2 separate regions of the Homo sapiens genome follow, and region 2 is linked to region 1. Evidence: chromatin loops called from intact Hi-C (ENCODE). Cell type or tissue: mammary epithelial cell. All regions are shown on one strand. Links, peaks and the distances in the headings refer to the core of each region. The heading gives the core; the rest is flanking DNA.

Region 1 (10,564 bases), core at 3,398-8,397:
TTTATAATTATGCCATCAAAGCTAATCACCAAGTAAGAGCTAAATACACTAGTTGAAATTCTAAGTCTCATTAACGATGGTGCCAGAAATTTTAATTAAAATAGAACATCTCATTTAAATGATTAGCTTTGATAATTTAAGCATGAATAGAGGTCTAATTTATTAATTTGCTGATCACTGTTACATGCATTAGATGGTTTATTAGATATCATACATTAATGATCTCTTTGAGAAGCTATGTCAGAGAAGACAGCAATATTTCTACCTCGTTATACAACACAAGTCATAAGCTATCACCATCTATTCCTAAAGTGAGAATAGGCAATAATCAACCAAGATTATAATCTTCAAGATACATCTGTACAATACTTTCCTCTAAAAAAGAGAAATTGGGGGAGTCACGATGATTAGACAACAGTATGTTGAAATTAAAATTATCAACTAATTTAAAACAAGAGTTGTTTGAAAGAAAAAATGAAAATAGATGGCTCAAAGTGTCTCTGTTGAAAAACCAACACACAGAACAAGAAATAGTTCAAAGCAGACACATCACTGAAACATGTATGTCATCTCTAAGATGATGTAAGTAAATGTCGATTTACTGAAAGCTGATCAAAGTAAGTGACTTACTAGCATTCCATTTTTATCAGAAAGCCATTACAATATCACAACACAAAAATGAGCCATTTCACAAGCCAACTCCGAGACTTTTACAAAGATGCCTTCAAAAAGGATTTTCTATTTATTCCTTATGAGCACTTTTAATCAAACTACTCCATAGTGAAGCACATCTTAAATGGCAAAAGCTTTCCTTTGCACCAGTATCAACATTGCTACATAATCGTTTTGAGAATTTGTCCCTGAAGATAAAATGACTGAAAAGTATAATGGAAAAAAAAGGTCCCATTAATAACAAAAACAAAACAAAACACATCACTCTAAGAATATTGGAAATACTCAAGATTTAAATGAAGATGCTACAGATTTTTGAAGAGGAACATTCAAAAAATAAGAGAGAGAGAGAAAGAAAGAAGAGAGAGGCCAGGCATGGTGGCTCACACCTGTAATCCCAGCACTTTGGGAGGCTGAGGCAGGCGGATCACGAGGTCAGGAGATTGAGACCATCCTGGCTAACATGGTGAACCCCCGTCTCTACTAAAAATATTAAAAATATTAAAAAATTAGCTGGGCGCAGTGGTGGGTACCTGTAGTCCCAGCTACTCGGGAGGCTGAGGCAGGAGAATGGCATGAACCCGGGAGGCGGAGCTTGCAGTGAGCCCAGATAGCGCCACTGCACTGCAGCCTGGGTGACAGAGCGAGACTCCGTCTCAGAAAAAAAAAAAAAAAAGGAAAAATAGAAGAAGAGAGAAAAAGGGAGGGAGGAAAGAAGGAAATAAATTAAATGAGAAGTATTTGTAAAGATAAAATTTCCCTCAATTTAAGCTACAAGTTTAATGTATTTCAAATAAAAAGCCAAGAAGGGTGTGTAGAGGTGGGACAGAGGAGGAGGAAAGAGTTCATAAAGTTATTTTAAATTTTTTTTTAGTAGTAAAACCACAGAATGACCCTCCTCCCCCATCCACTCCATGCCCCACATATAGAAACTGGAAGGGAAAAAGTAATAAGGGAGACTTTAAACTACTGGGTTAGAATGCCACAAAATCTCAAAACTTAAAACAGTATAATTCTAGCACAGAAACTTATAGATGAAGAAAAACACAAAGTCCAGAAATAGATCACAATATGTAATGAAGAAATACATCTTACTCAGAGGTTAGAGTATTAAATTATCATGCAAAGTGAAAAATCCCACACAGATAAAAATTACCTTTGAAAAATCCTTAATCATGCCAAAATTACTAAAAACTGAACTTTTGGAAGCTCAGAGGTCAAGAATTAACTTCTGTTGTTTCTCTCTGCATTTCATTTTGCACTACCCCCACCCCTCGGAGCAAGTATGATACAGTGCTATTGCAAAGAATTTGGAAAGTGACATCTCTTTAGTGAGAATGTAATAATTCCAAAAAGACAGGAAGACAACTGGCTAAACGTCTAGAGAAAATGTAAACACTAATCCCAAGCTTACACTGGCATTTAAAATCAAATTGGAGCAATTTATCAATCTATTGGCAATTGGGGATGGTCTACTGCCTGGCTCAGGAGAAGATGGCACTTTGCCCTTTGTTGTCCTCCTCATCCCATCACACCTGTAAGGACCGGAAGTGGGAAAGGATGCAGGCAGTACTGCCAGACCACAATGTCCAGCCTTAGCCAAGCAGCCAAGGGCCATGGCTTTTGCTGCGTTTGAGGTGGGGAAGGAAAATCCATGGAGTTAAGCCTAATTATCTACATGAGAATAGTCTAAAAATTGAAAGTAGCAAAAAATGTTACAGAATGGGACCAAGATCCCATTCAGTGGTGATATAGGTGGGCATAGCAATTGGGGGAAGGGCAGAGAGAAATTGTTTCAAGTTTTCCCAACAAATAATCTCCCTCCATTAATGGATCATACATTCACATCTATAAATGCTAGGAAAGGCTAAATGTTATAGTAGGTATCTTTGTCTAGTTAAATTATAAATAATTTCTCTAACTTCTACATTTTCTGTGCTGGCCATGTATTTCATTTGTCACAAGAAAATCAAAATTACTATAAAAAGAAAAAACAAGTGAAACATAATGTAACCAACCATTTCCATTTAAATGAACTGTTACACTAACATCCAGATATCATCCCACAAGATTAATCTACTAAGTTTTCTGGGAATAAAAGGATCCATAGTGGGAGGGAAAAGCCTTTTCTTTGTTGTTAACGTTAAAGAAATTATTTTAAAAGGTTGGAAATAAACAGCAAGCACATCAATCATTCACTTTGTGAGATGATTCATGCAAAAGCATTTTGAACAGACTAAAGTTACCCTAATACACTGAAAATGTGAAAATCTGCAATGTGCTAAAAAAATATTATCTTTGTCAAATAAATTTTTCAGTGTTGTCAGTAAATCACTCATTTGTGAATCTCATGCAACAAAATAAAACTGACCAAATGTTTTTGCAAAAGTAAATTTCACTCTAAGAACCCACTGACAATGAAAGGTACTTATTCACACACAAACAAAGATAACAGAAATATCAGACATTAAGAGCACCAAGGTACAAAAAGCTTAAATTCCAAAATTAAGGCCCATTTAAAAAGATCAATGACTAAAGTAGATTATTCAATATGAAGTATTATTTAGTAAAGTACAAAACTTCATAAAACCTATAAAAACTTTGGCACACAGTTCCCCCTCATATCATGAACTCATTTGGCAGGTTAAATAAAAACATCATAAGTGATATCAGCAAAAATGGCAGAGTGAGAAACTCCAAAGTCCATCCCTCCATAAAAACAGAAAAAAATTGGCAAAAGCTGTCATAATCCATTTTTTGGGAACCTAGAAACCTAATTAAAAGCTTGTGGCAACCAGAAAAACAATCAAGAATTAAGCAAGAAAAAGAAATAAAAGGCATTCAGATTGGAAAGGAAGAATGAAACTATTTTTATTTGTAGATGACATTATCTTCCATATAAAAAAGCCTAAGATATCTACAAAAAAATCTGTTAATAGAGTTCAGCAAGATTGCAGATACACAATCAATATATCATCATGTGGTTAAACACTAGCAATGAACAATCAAAAAATGAAATTAAGAAAACAATTCCATTTATGATAGCATGAGAAAGAATAAAATGCTTAGGAATAAATTTAACAAAAGAAGTGCAAGACTTATACTTGGAAAATTACAAAATACTGTTGAAAGAAATGTTAAGCGTCCTGAACAAATAGAAAGATGTCCATGTTCAGGTACTCGAAGACTTAATATTGTTAAGGTTGCAATACTCCCCAAATTAATCTAGAGATTTAAAGCAATTCTTTTTTTAAATGTCAGCTGGCTTTTTTTCTGAAGAAATTAGTAAGCTGATCCTAAACCTCACATGAGAAAATTCAAGGAACCCAGAATAGCCAAAACAATCTTCCAAAAGAACAAAATATAAGGACTCATACTTCCAATTCCAAAACTTACTACAATACTACAGTGTACAATACAGTGTGGTACTGGCAGAAAGACAGACACACAGATAAATGAAATACAATGGAGAATCCACAAATAAACCCAGCATCTACAGTCAACTGATTTTTGACAATGTTGCCAAGACTATTCAATGGGGGAAAGGAGTCTTTTCAAAAGCGGTGCTGAGAAAACTGTATGGCCACATGCAAAAGAATGAATTTGATACCCACCTCACACAATATACAAAAATTAACTCAAAATGGACCAAAGAACTAAGAACCAAGTGTAAGAGGTAAAACTATAAAACTATAAAAAGGGGCCGGGTGCGGTGGCTCAAGCCTGTAATCCCAGCACTTTGGGAGGCCGAGGCGAGCAGATCACGAGGTCAGGAGATTGAGACTATCCTGGCTAACATGGTGAAACCCCGTATCTACTAAAAAAAATACAAAAAAAATTAGCCGGGTGTGGTGGTGGACACCTGTAGTTCCAGCTATTCCGGAGGGTGAGGCAGCAGAATGGCGTGAACCCGGGAGGCGGAGCTTGCAGTGAGCCGAGATGGCGCCACTGCACTCCAGCCTGTGCAACAGAGCGAGACGCCATTTCAAAAAAAAAAACAAACAACTATAAAAAGGAAATGTAAAAGTACATCTTTGCCATCTTGGATTAGGCCAGGGTTTCTTGGATATGACACCAAAAGCATAAGCAGCCAAAGAAAAAAATAGATAAATTGTAGTTTAGCATCAAAGGACACTATCAAGAAAGTGAAAAGACAACCCACACAGTGAGAGAAATAATTGCAAATCATATATGAGATTAAGAGTCTGTACCAGAATACATTAAAAAAAACCTCTTATAACTAAGTAACAAAAAAATAACCATTTTTTTAAATGGCTGAAGCATATGAATAGACATTTCTCCAAAAAAGATACAAATGACCAAGAAGCACATGCAAAGATGTCAACATCATCAGTAAATAGGGAAATGCAAATCAAAACTACAGTGAGGGCTGGGCGCGGTGGCTTACGCCTGTAATCCCAGCACTTTGGGAGGCTGGGGGCGGATCACCTGAGGTCAGGAGTTTGAGACCAGCCTGGCCAATATCGTGAAACCCCGTCTCTACTAAAAATACAACAACAACAACAACAAAATTAGCTGGGTGTGGTGGTGGGCGCCTGTAGTCCCAGCTACTCAGGAGCCTGAGGCAAGAGAATTGCTTGAACCTAGAAGGCAGAGGTTGCAGTGAGCCAAGATCATGCCACTGCGCTCCAGCCTGGGCGACTGAGTGCGACTCCGTGTCAAAAAACAAACAAACAACACTACAATGAGATCCTACTACACACCCATTAGGATGGTTATAATTTTTTTTACAAAGCGAGTATATAGAGAAATTGGAATCCTCATACATAGCTGTGGGAATATAAATGTGCAGAGAACACAGTTTGCAGTTCCTCAAAAAGTTAAACATAGACTTACTACATCACCCAAGAACTCCACTCCTAAGTTACAGTGTGGATGCACTTCAAAAGCCAGATATAAAAGGCCACATAATGTATGACTCAATTTTTATGAAATGTCTCCATAGACACAGAAAGTAGATTAGTGGTTACTAATCTGAGAGTGGGGAAATTGGGGTGTAATTGCTTAACAGTTATGGGGTTTCTTTTATGGGTGATGAAATGTTCTGGAATTAGACAGTAGTGATGACTGTATAACATTGTGAATACACTAAAATCCACCAAATTGTACAATTTAAAATGGCTAAAATGGTGACTTTTATGTGAATTTTATTATAAATAGCTAAAACATCACTTAACTGAAAATTACATTACTGATCAGTTGTAAAACTACTGTTCATTATAATCTGAAAGACTGTCAGATGTGTGCCAAATTTTTGTAAAGTATGGTTCCAAAATTCTAGATCCTCACAATACATATATGTAGATACCAATTCATCTTTATTGTGCTTCTAACTTACTTTAAGAGCCTAAAATCACAGTAAGTTGTTTTAATGACAGCTATACAGAATGAGCCAATCAATGAATACTGGGACAATTTGAACAGACTGCCTCTAAATCCCTACAAATAAGACATACAGCTTTCCCTATGAATCTTGACTTTTAATTAGCATCTATAGCAGGCAACTTGTAAAATGTGAATCAATTATTTCTAATGGCCTTTAGATATCATTCTGAAACTGCCAAAATGAAGCTAATATCAAAAAAGTATTTTTCATATATCAAAATTAGAAATCTTTATCCTGATTTAAGATGTCTCTGTCTGATATGACTACAACCGGCTTTACACATTTTTATCTTTAATCACTGCAAATTTAATGGGATCAGCTAGACATTTTTGTAGCCTACACCACATGGTACTGCTTTGGAAGTTTTATAACCTGGAATTACTAAGTTTTTCATAGGAAAAAAAAGTCCATAAAGATGCTCTTTAGAAATATCTAAGTATTTTACTTTATTTATTTATTTTTTTTTTTGAGACAGAGTCTTGCTCTGTCGCCCACGCTGGAGTGCAGTGGCATATCTTGGCTCACTGCAAGCTCAGCCTCCCGGGTTCACGCCATTCTCCTGCCTCAGCCTCCCGAGTAGCTGGGACTACAGGCGCCCGCCACCACGCCCAGCTAATTTTTTCTATTTTTAGTAGAGACGGGGTTTCACCGTGTTAGCCAGGATGGTCTCGATCTCCTGACCTCGTGATCTGCCCGCCTCGGCCTCCCCAAGTGCTGGGATTACAAGCGTGAGCCACTGCACCCGGCAGAAATATCTAAGTATTTTAAGATAAAATTCAGTTTAACTTAAAATGCTTAGTTTAGCACAGTCAATTTTATGTTAAAAATCTGCAAATTCTGATATTTGGGAATCAGAGTCCCTGGGTCTAACAAAGCACCAGGCTGAGTGGCAGGAGAAGGAGCACAGCACTTGGAGCTGGCACTGGCTGAAAAGCCAGCATCTTTGGAAAGTTCTCATTAACAAATTTATAATTAACACATGTAACTTAAAGCGAAAAGAAGAATCACTAAAAGCCATTTCCTCAGATTAAAAAAAGACAAAGCTCCTTGAATAGAGTCCTCAGATATTCAATATTTTCTTTAAACAGCAATAAAAGACTTTTAAGGGGCTTCATGTTTCAACAAAAGTGTCCACTTTACAAAACCTGAAATACAATAGGAGGGTGGCAATTAAAATAATTCCCAAGAAAGGATTATCTTTAATACGCTGTTAAATTCAATAAGATCTGTGCCTTCCTATTATCAAATCAATAAATACTGATATTTTTCACAATCAGCTAATAACAAAAGGAAAATAAGAAGACATTTACCTCTTCTAAGCTAGGGAGCGAAGAAGAAGATACTGTTCGAGATGACAATGGGTGAAATGGCTCTTGACCAATAGCATGTTGATGATTCTGTATTTGTACAAAAGGGTTCTGCGGTGGCCTGTGAGGCAATGGAGGTAGGCCATAGGGAAAACCTGGCCCCATTAGGTGATTCTGTTGCAAGTTAGCAAAAGTCCATGCTCCATCAGGTGCCAGGTATTTCAAGGGAGGAGGGGCAAGGTGTTCAGATGGCAACGAGAAAGGTGAGTTGAATATCTGGGGTGGGAGGCGCTGTGGAAATGCTGGGTTGCTGGCTACTTCAATGTCTCTGCTGTTATCATTAAAGTTAGAAAAGTGGCTACTGTGGTCTGTACTGGATGGGGGAGATGGGACTGCTGGTGGGCTTCTACTCTGTACTTGTCTATATTGCAAAAGTCTTGATTGAGGTGGTGGCATTTCAGCTAGTTCCCGTGTTTCACTTTGATCACGATGAGACAGTTCTCTGATTAAGTCTTGAAACCTACATGAAAACAATAAAATATGAGGAGAAAACAAAAGGCTCCATCACATTAAGGAAAGCTTAGTCAACTACACATGTATTTTCAACAAACAAAATCATAGTACTAATAACTAGAACTGGCATTAATTCATCTCAGATGTAAGCATTAACACTCAATAGATGCTGAGGTGAAGAAATTAAATATGCTCAATTACCTGATTTCTTTCTGTTCCCATTGTATTAAAAACATCTGTCCTTGTCTCTATACAGCTTTGACAACTGGAAGTTATAAAAGGTCACCATGATGGTGGACCTTATTCAGAAGGGATTAGGAAACACTTCAGAGCATTCATGTGACACTGGCCACAAAAACAAGCTTAGAGTTAGGACCAAATACTCATATGTAGCTGGAATTATAGGAATGTAGAATTCTGTGCCACCATAAAAATAATTAATGATATAATTTTTAGCTTTTAACCACGAATTTACTCCTGTCTTTATTCATTCTTTGCAAGTATTACTACTAAATAAAAAAAGCTGCTCACAGTGATGGTATGTTTCTCTCGCAGAAAAGACCACAAAGTAAGGGAACAAGTTAATTTCCAACCCATAGTAGATCATCCATGCCTAAATTTGTAGAAGAGTTACTTCTAAATGAGTTTTCTGTATTTTAGAGTCAACAAGAGAACTGTGTAGCGTGTGCTTGGAAGGCCAGCATCCAATTTCTCTGAGGCAATATTCCAGCTTGAAGCTAAAAGGACTACAGTCAAAAAAGAGAACAGTGAGGGGGTCGCATTCCAGGGGCTATTTTCAGTCCGCTGGAATACCTTGAGTATGTGGTCTCCACTTCATCTTCGGCACTGCTGGTGAGCTTCCAGTCTGCCCTCACTGGCGGCTGATGTAATCCCAGGGGCGGCTGAGGAAGATGCTGGAGGTGAGGATGGTGATGGTGTGGGTATGGAGCGCTGCCCTGACTGAGAAAGGCATGATGCTCGCTCCACTGCTGGAACCGTGCCTGCTGCTGCCTTAATGTTTCCAGAGCGACACTCCCATGTATACGATCTGCAAAAATATTTGTGAAAAATTTTTTATGAATTTGGGGTTTCAAGTTCATTATTTAAAGTTTTTTACTAACATATTTTCTCCACAAAGACAAAGGACGTAGCTACAAATTTGGTTTTGGTAAGAAGTAAATGTTTTCTAAATTTGCCAGAAATCAGTTATGGTGATGATGATGACAACTCTTCCTCACTTACATAATGATGATCCTGACATCCACTGGATACTATCATACAGCATTTAGAACTAGTTTCTGATTATCACACTAAATGGGGGGGTTTTGCTAGCATTATTTGAAGAAACAATTCAATCTTAACCCAAAATGATATTATACAGTCCAAGTCATGTTAAGTAATCTCTGAATTTTCACATCTGGCAGTAATAGAACTTACCTAAAGCCTCCCCTATAGGTAATCCCGAGGGGTTCTCATCAATGAAGCTATTCAGATGTGAAGGAAGAATGGGGCCGGGTTGTGCAATGGCTCTCAGAGGACTGTGGCCTTCTTGCAGCATGGGAGGGGGCTGCTGCTCCGGAATTACAGCTTCTGCAGGAGGAGACTGTGGCCGATGAGCAACTGCACTATTAAAAAAAGCATTGTTGGGTCCCGCCTGATATGCAGGAGAAAGCTGAGGAGGTGGCTGCTGAGGCTGCTGATTCAACTGACTTTGCTGCTGGACTACCTGATTTGGCTGAGGTGGTATCTGATTTGGTTGTTCAGGCAAATTATTCTGCTGCTGATTTAACAAGGTGTGCTGCTGTGGAATTGGAAAGGGTGGTCTTGGTAGCTGGGGAAGGGGATGAAAGTGGCGATTAGGGATTGCATACTGTGCGTGGGGAGCAGGAAGGGGAAGATTTATGTGTCTTGGGTTGAGATTATCTTTGCGAGGAAATTTGGTACTGGGATAAACAACACTAGGACGTGATTCAGGACTTCTGTTCTGTGGATTTGATTCCAAATCAACCTAGAAAAAAAGAAGAAGCCTTTTTTAACTGCAGAAGATTCAAATTCAGTTGCTCTCCACCTTTTCCCAACCCTAACACATCTAAAGGATATGATACATTGATATCTTCCAGCAGGAGAGCTGAGTGCTCAATTATTTACTTTCTCACAATCAAATAAAGGAAATTTTTTTTTAATTTAAAAAGATGACAGAAAAAAAACAGCATATTAAATGTGAGTCATAAGAAAAGATACTGCCATTTTATTAGCATATCTACTTTAATTCCTTTCAGGGCATTATTTTTAATTTCACACTTTCTTCCTTAGAAAGATGGCCATTTATTTCATTCTGATATAAATCATTAAAATGTGTTTTCCTTCTGATTTCAGGGTGGGTTTGGGTTTTGTTTTGTTTTTTTTTGAGACAGAGTCTAACTCTGTCTCCCAGGCTGCAGTGCAGTGGCACCATCTTGGCTCACTGCAATTTCTGCCTCCTGGATTCAAGCAATTCTCCTGCCTCAGTCTCCCAAGTAGCTGGGATTACAGGCATGCACCACCACGCCCAACTAATTTTTGTATTTTTAGTAGAGATGGAGTTTCACCATGTTGGCCAGGCCTGGTCTCAAACTCCTGACCTCAGGTGATCCGCCTGCCTCGGCCTCCCAAAGTGCTAGGATTA
Region 2 (5,000 bases), core at 1-5,000, 52 kb after region 1:
AGTTCGAGGCCAGCCTGGCCAACATGGCAAAACCCTGTCTCTACTAAAAACACAAAAGTTAACTGGGCGTGGTGGCGTGTGCCTGTAATTCCAGCTACTTGGGAGGCTGAGGCAGGAGAATCGCTTGAACCTGGGAGGCAGAGGTTGCAGTGAGCCCAGATAGCCCCACTGCACTCTATTTTGGGCAACAAAGCAAGACTCTGTCTTAAAAAAGAAAAAAAAAAAAGAAGCTACAATAGAAAGTCAACAAATATCCAAAACCAAATTAAGACATAACAGTTGATATATGTATGTGTGTGTGTATATATTATACATATATACACATATAATTTTTATTTTTATGTATTATATATTCATAATTTGTTATATAATATATACACACATAATTTTTATATATTATATTTATAATTTAGAAAAATGGAAGTATCAAAAGAAACTGCTAAAAAAGTAAAAAATTCCCTTGGGAATGATATTTGGTGAACAATGGCTAGGTTAATTAAAAAAAACAAAACATTTTTTGCTACCAACTTTAAAATACAACATGACCTTTTGTAATAGTGTATGCATGTGATTTTTTAATAAATATAAATACTAATCTAAAACAAAAGCTAATTATTTGAGTCATTATGAGAAAAAAAATTACCAATATTTGAATTTAACCTGTCACTTACAGGTGGCTTTTTAAAATTAAAATTATCTAGTTTCTCCCATATAAAAAGAATATTTACTTAAATCCTCATATTCTCCCAGCCACTGCCCAACCTCTCCCCTCCTTTCACAGCCAGGCTTCTTAGAAGTATTATCCAGATTGTTCTCTCCAGTTACCAACCTCCTATTCACTCCTCTAAACATTCAACATGGCTTACCCTCCATCTAATCAAGGGACATAAACAACTTCTACATCACTAAATCACATCGATGTTTCCAGGCCCAGCGAGTTACCTGACTTGGCAGCATGCAAAGTTCCGCTGTTGCTCCCTCCCAGGAACTCTCCCCTCAGCTTCCATGACTCAAGCTTTCTCTGCTTCCCTTCTAACTCTCCAGCCCTCCTCTCCCCTAACAATCTCATCTATGCTCACGCTTCAATCACCACCAATACCCTAGTGACTCACACATTTTCTCTCTCCAGCCAAGACCTCACCTCTGAGCTCCAATTAATATTTCATTGTAAAATTGAAAAAAAAAAAGTGGTTTTTCAAATTACTCATTTATATAGTATGGATATTTGTTCCCATCAAAATCTCACGTTGAAATGTAATCCCCAGTGTTGGAGGTAGGGCCCAGTGGGAGGTGTCTGAATCATGGCGGCAGATCCCTCATGAAGGGCTTGGGCCATCCCCTTGATGATAAGTAAGCTTTTGCTCTGAAATCTGGTCTTAAAAGTGTGTGGCACCTCCCACACGTACACTCACTCTCACTTGCTCCTGATTTCACCATGTGACATCCTGCTCCCCCTTCGCCTTCCACCACGATTGTAGCTTCCTGAGGCCTCCCTAGAAGCTGAGCAGATGCCAGCACCATGCTTTCTATAAAGCCTGCAGAACCATGAGCCAATTAAACCTCTTTTCTTTATAAATTATCCAGTCTCAGGTATTTCTTTATAGCAATGCAAGAACGGCCTAATACACTCATCAACTAACTCCAAGCACCTGCTTCTTCCTCAAAGAGGGGGGAAAAAAAGAAAGAAACTGAAGTTCTAAGTCTCACTGCTGACGTTTTCACAATTACCTTGGAAAGCTACCTCAAGTTGAAGCTAGTAAGAATACAAAGCTTGATCGCTGAGCCAATTTTCTTGAAAGCATAATATTCTAGTCCCAACTTTTAAAAGATTTTAAAATATTCTCTGTACTTTCATTTTGTGCAACATTTAAGTTAGACACTGTCTAAAAGATTATTTAAAACACAGCCAACATTTTTTTAAAATTGGAGAATTGACGGTAACAAGACAGTTTCAAGTTCACAGTATAAAATATAAGTAATACCAATTAAGGAATTTACATATTTTCCAGAAAGAAACCAATCCACATATCCCACACGAATTATAAGAGAGAGTCTGGTAATATATAATTTTAATTCACTGAAATTTTATTCCTGTAGTAAATTTATATGCAACAAATAACCCCCAAAATGTTATTACTTAAAAGACTATGAATAAGAATGACCTGATCACAGAAGAATATGCTTCTTTGAAGATCAATATAAAACAACAATTACCTTCCATTTTCCCAGAAAGCAGGAAATACACCCCTCCATAGATGACCTCTATCTGCAAAGCCATAAATCTGCCAGAACCAGATACTGATCTTGAGAACCACACACAAAAATATTTTCCCCTCTATTCCATTTTAAAATCTTCTAGTTCTAGTGAAGAAGTAAAAACTGAAACTAAACATGATCTAAAATGGTTTCTAAAATCTCCATCTCCAAATATTTTAAGTTCAGCTCAACTCCTGGCAACTAAAAGAATTTTACAAATTTTAACCATGAAGTATGTATATTTAAGCACATTTACAACTGTATTCACTATGTAATGTTTTGACTATTTTCACACTATAGCACTTTCCAGGGCCTGTTCCAGCCTATATCATGAAGAGAGCAAACTCTTCATGAGCCTTGCTCCCTAGAGACACCCATCTTCATGGTCATGAGCAGACACTTAGTGCCCTCTTGTGTTCTTTCCTCTGCATCCTGGGACAATTCAGATAAAGCTAATCTTCCCAGAGCACTCAGTCATTCTAATCTTCTCTATTCCATTTCACATGCCTCCCATGTTTGTTGTCTATTAGAAAAATTATAAATTAATGAGTTAATGTAATAATAGTGCTAATAAATCTGAACTCAATGCATGAATATTCTTAAGAAATACATTTGCAAGTTAACACCTTTCCCAAAGAGAAAAACTATGGCAAAAATGCAGGACTACATAAAGAAAATATTTGGGAAGTCAGGCTTTTTCTTACTTTATTCCATTTACTAAATGAAATCACATGAAATTTGCATTTGAATATATTTATAAATGTTTTTCCATCTTGGGCTGAACCACTTTCGAGACTTACAGACAGGTGTAAGTCTCTCTGTAAGTTAAAGGGCGAGTCTCGATACTTGGGCCACAACAACTATACATGTACCCTACTGAACATAACTTCTTATTCTGCATATCTAGATGCACCACATGTTTGATTATAACCTCCAAAAAATAATTTTACATGGAAAAAGCTAAATATAAGCTAGTCGAGTGACGGATTTAGTGTTCATCAGCAACAGCTCTACAGCCCCAAGTGTCAAATGACCTATGCTAAGTCGACCGAGATTTGAGGGGGCTTTACTCCACTGTTTTCACACCAAGTACACCACGATAACTGAGAAGGTCACACTTCCTATGTAACACACACATGCTCACTCTACCAACAATATAAGTGAACAAAACAACTTATATCATTAAAGTAAGAACACCTATAGCAAAAATGCTAACTACTCAACTTTCACTTACAAGCTCAGAGATTAGATTCTGAAGCAAACTATTTATTGATGAATGCATCCTTCAATAAATACCATGTTTTCATTTACAGTGATAGTGATTGTATATATGTAATATTTTCTCATTAAATACAACCAGATTCTATTTAAAATAATTACTGCTTCTTAATCTTCCAAAGTAAAAATAAAATATGGCATAAAAACCCGTGTTAATGGGTCACACCACTTTTTTCCTCTTTTGTTTTTTTAATGGAACTCTAAGATCATTCAAACAGCTTTGGTTATGATTACTGAAGAATTAAATAACATAATTTCATTTTTCCATGCTTGAGCTCAAGTAGAAATAAAACGTTAGTGACTTATGATTCAAAAGTGCAGTTAGAAATTAATTTATAAACAATTGTATTCAAACAACCTAGGGCATGACATATTAGTTTGTAAAATGGCAAAACTAAACATTAATTCATATAACAATGAAAGCAAATGGTATAATAAATAACAATTTGATGATTCTTTATTGTTTTCTGAAGAAAAGGATTTTTATTCCCCCATATCCTATATTTAAGTACATTTCATGTCCATATATACTCAGAGGACCTTTCTATATCAACCTTAAATTTTCTTTGACACTTTGTCTCTTAAATGGTAGCAAAAGTTGTTAAATACCAGTCAAGTACATTTTGTTGCAGAAATCATTTCAGTATTTCATGTTTATCTAATGTGTAGCTTCTATGAAATTACCTGCATGATCACAGCCAAAATTTTATTTTCATAAAGAACTGTCCACTGCATGACTAATCTGCCATGCAAAATATGTTAGAATTTTTACTGAACTAGATTTAATTTAAGTTATCATATTTATATTATTTCATCATACTAGCTTTTAGAGGTACATATCAAAATCTACTCAGGTTGAAACAATACACACAAAACTTAAAAAAGGATGTCTTTCTCTTACTTAATGTTTAAGAAATGAATAGTCAAAGATTTTTACATTTTTCCTTAATTTAAACAGTTTCTTCAAAAGACATAACCTCTAAATGTCAATGCATAAAGACTTTGGTATTTCCAAAGTTACTAAAATCTTTACAGACACCTTTTCTTAAGAATAATAAAGTATGATACAGATACATAATAAGCCTTAAAAAAAATACCTGAGAGGTCTTGCCTGGGGATTGCCTGCTTCTACATATGGATGTAAATAATCCTTTATGTAGAGATCAGCAGCACTATTAGAATGGGTGCAAATGAGAATCCTGCTGAAATAAATGGTGCAAATAAAAAGAATGATAAAACACAAAACTATTCAAGCAGTATAATACCAAAAAAAAAAGCAGTGGCCATCCTAATATTATACAATTCCCTTACCCTACTCAGTAATCCCTAGCATTATTCAGTGATACCTTTAGGAAATTACACTACTCTTTAAGTTAAAAAGGAAGTACCCCAAAATTATTTTTAAGTCTATCATATAAAATATACACATATATTTAAACCCAAGTCTTCTGGCTCTAATAGATACC

What was found. Hi-C counts contacts between places; a loop is a spot of excess contacts. Peaks named below come from ENCODE experiments on the same cell type or tissue, not always from the same donor. Only the 100,000 strongest peaks of a DNase experiment are listed, where the experiment ranks them.
Region 2: it touches region 1 in a loop (2.6-fold over the local background); 3 of 110 quality-filtered maps call a loop at or near these places.

The regions. Positions count from the first base shown.
Region 1 is chr17:67,099,780-67,110,343 of GRCh38, forward strand. It overlaps HELZ (helicase with zinc finger), which reads right to left. Exons shown (of 33, transcript NM_014877.4): 29 at 9,337-9,907; 30 at 8,713-8,947; 31 at 7,390-7,906. Among named protein-coding and RNA genes, the nearest start is that of CACNG1, 61 kb to the left of the region's middle. RefSeq lists an enhancer at 8,029-9,228. In mammary epithelial cell, for the core only: no CTCF peak of the experiment used is centred there; a DNase peak (open chromatin) is centred at 5,612; H3K27ac peaks cover 363 bases.
Region 2 is chr17:67,155,630-67,160,629 of GRCh38, forward strand. It overlaps HELZ (helicase with zinc finger), which reads right to left. Exons shown (of 33, transcript NM_014877.4): 17 at 4,632-4,733. Among named protein-coding and RNA genes, the nearest start is that of HELZ-AS1, 87 kb to the right of the region's middle. In mammary epithelial cell, for the core only: a CTCF peak has its summit at 2,671 (motif pointing left); a DNase peak (open chromatin) is centred at 1,062.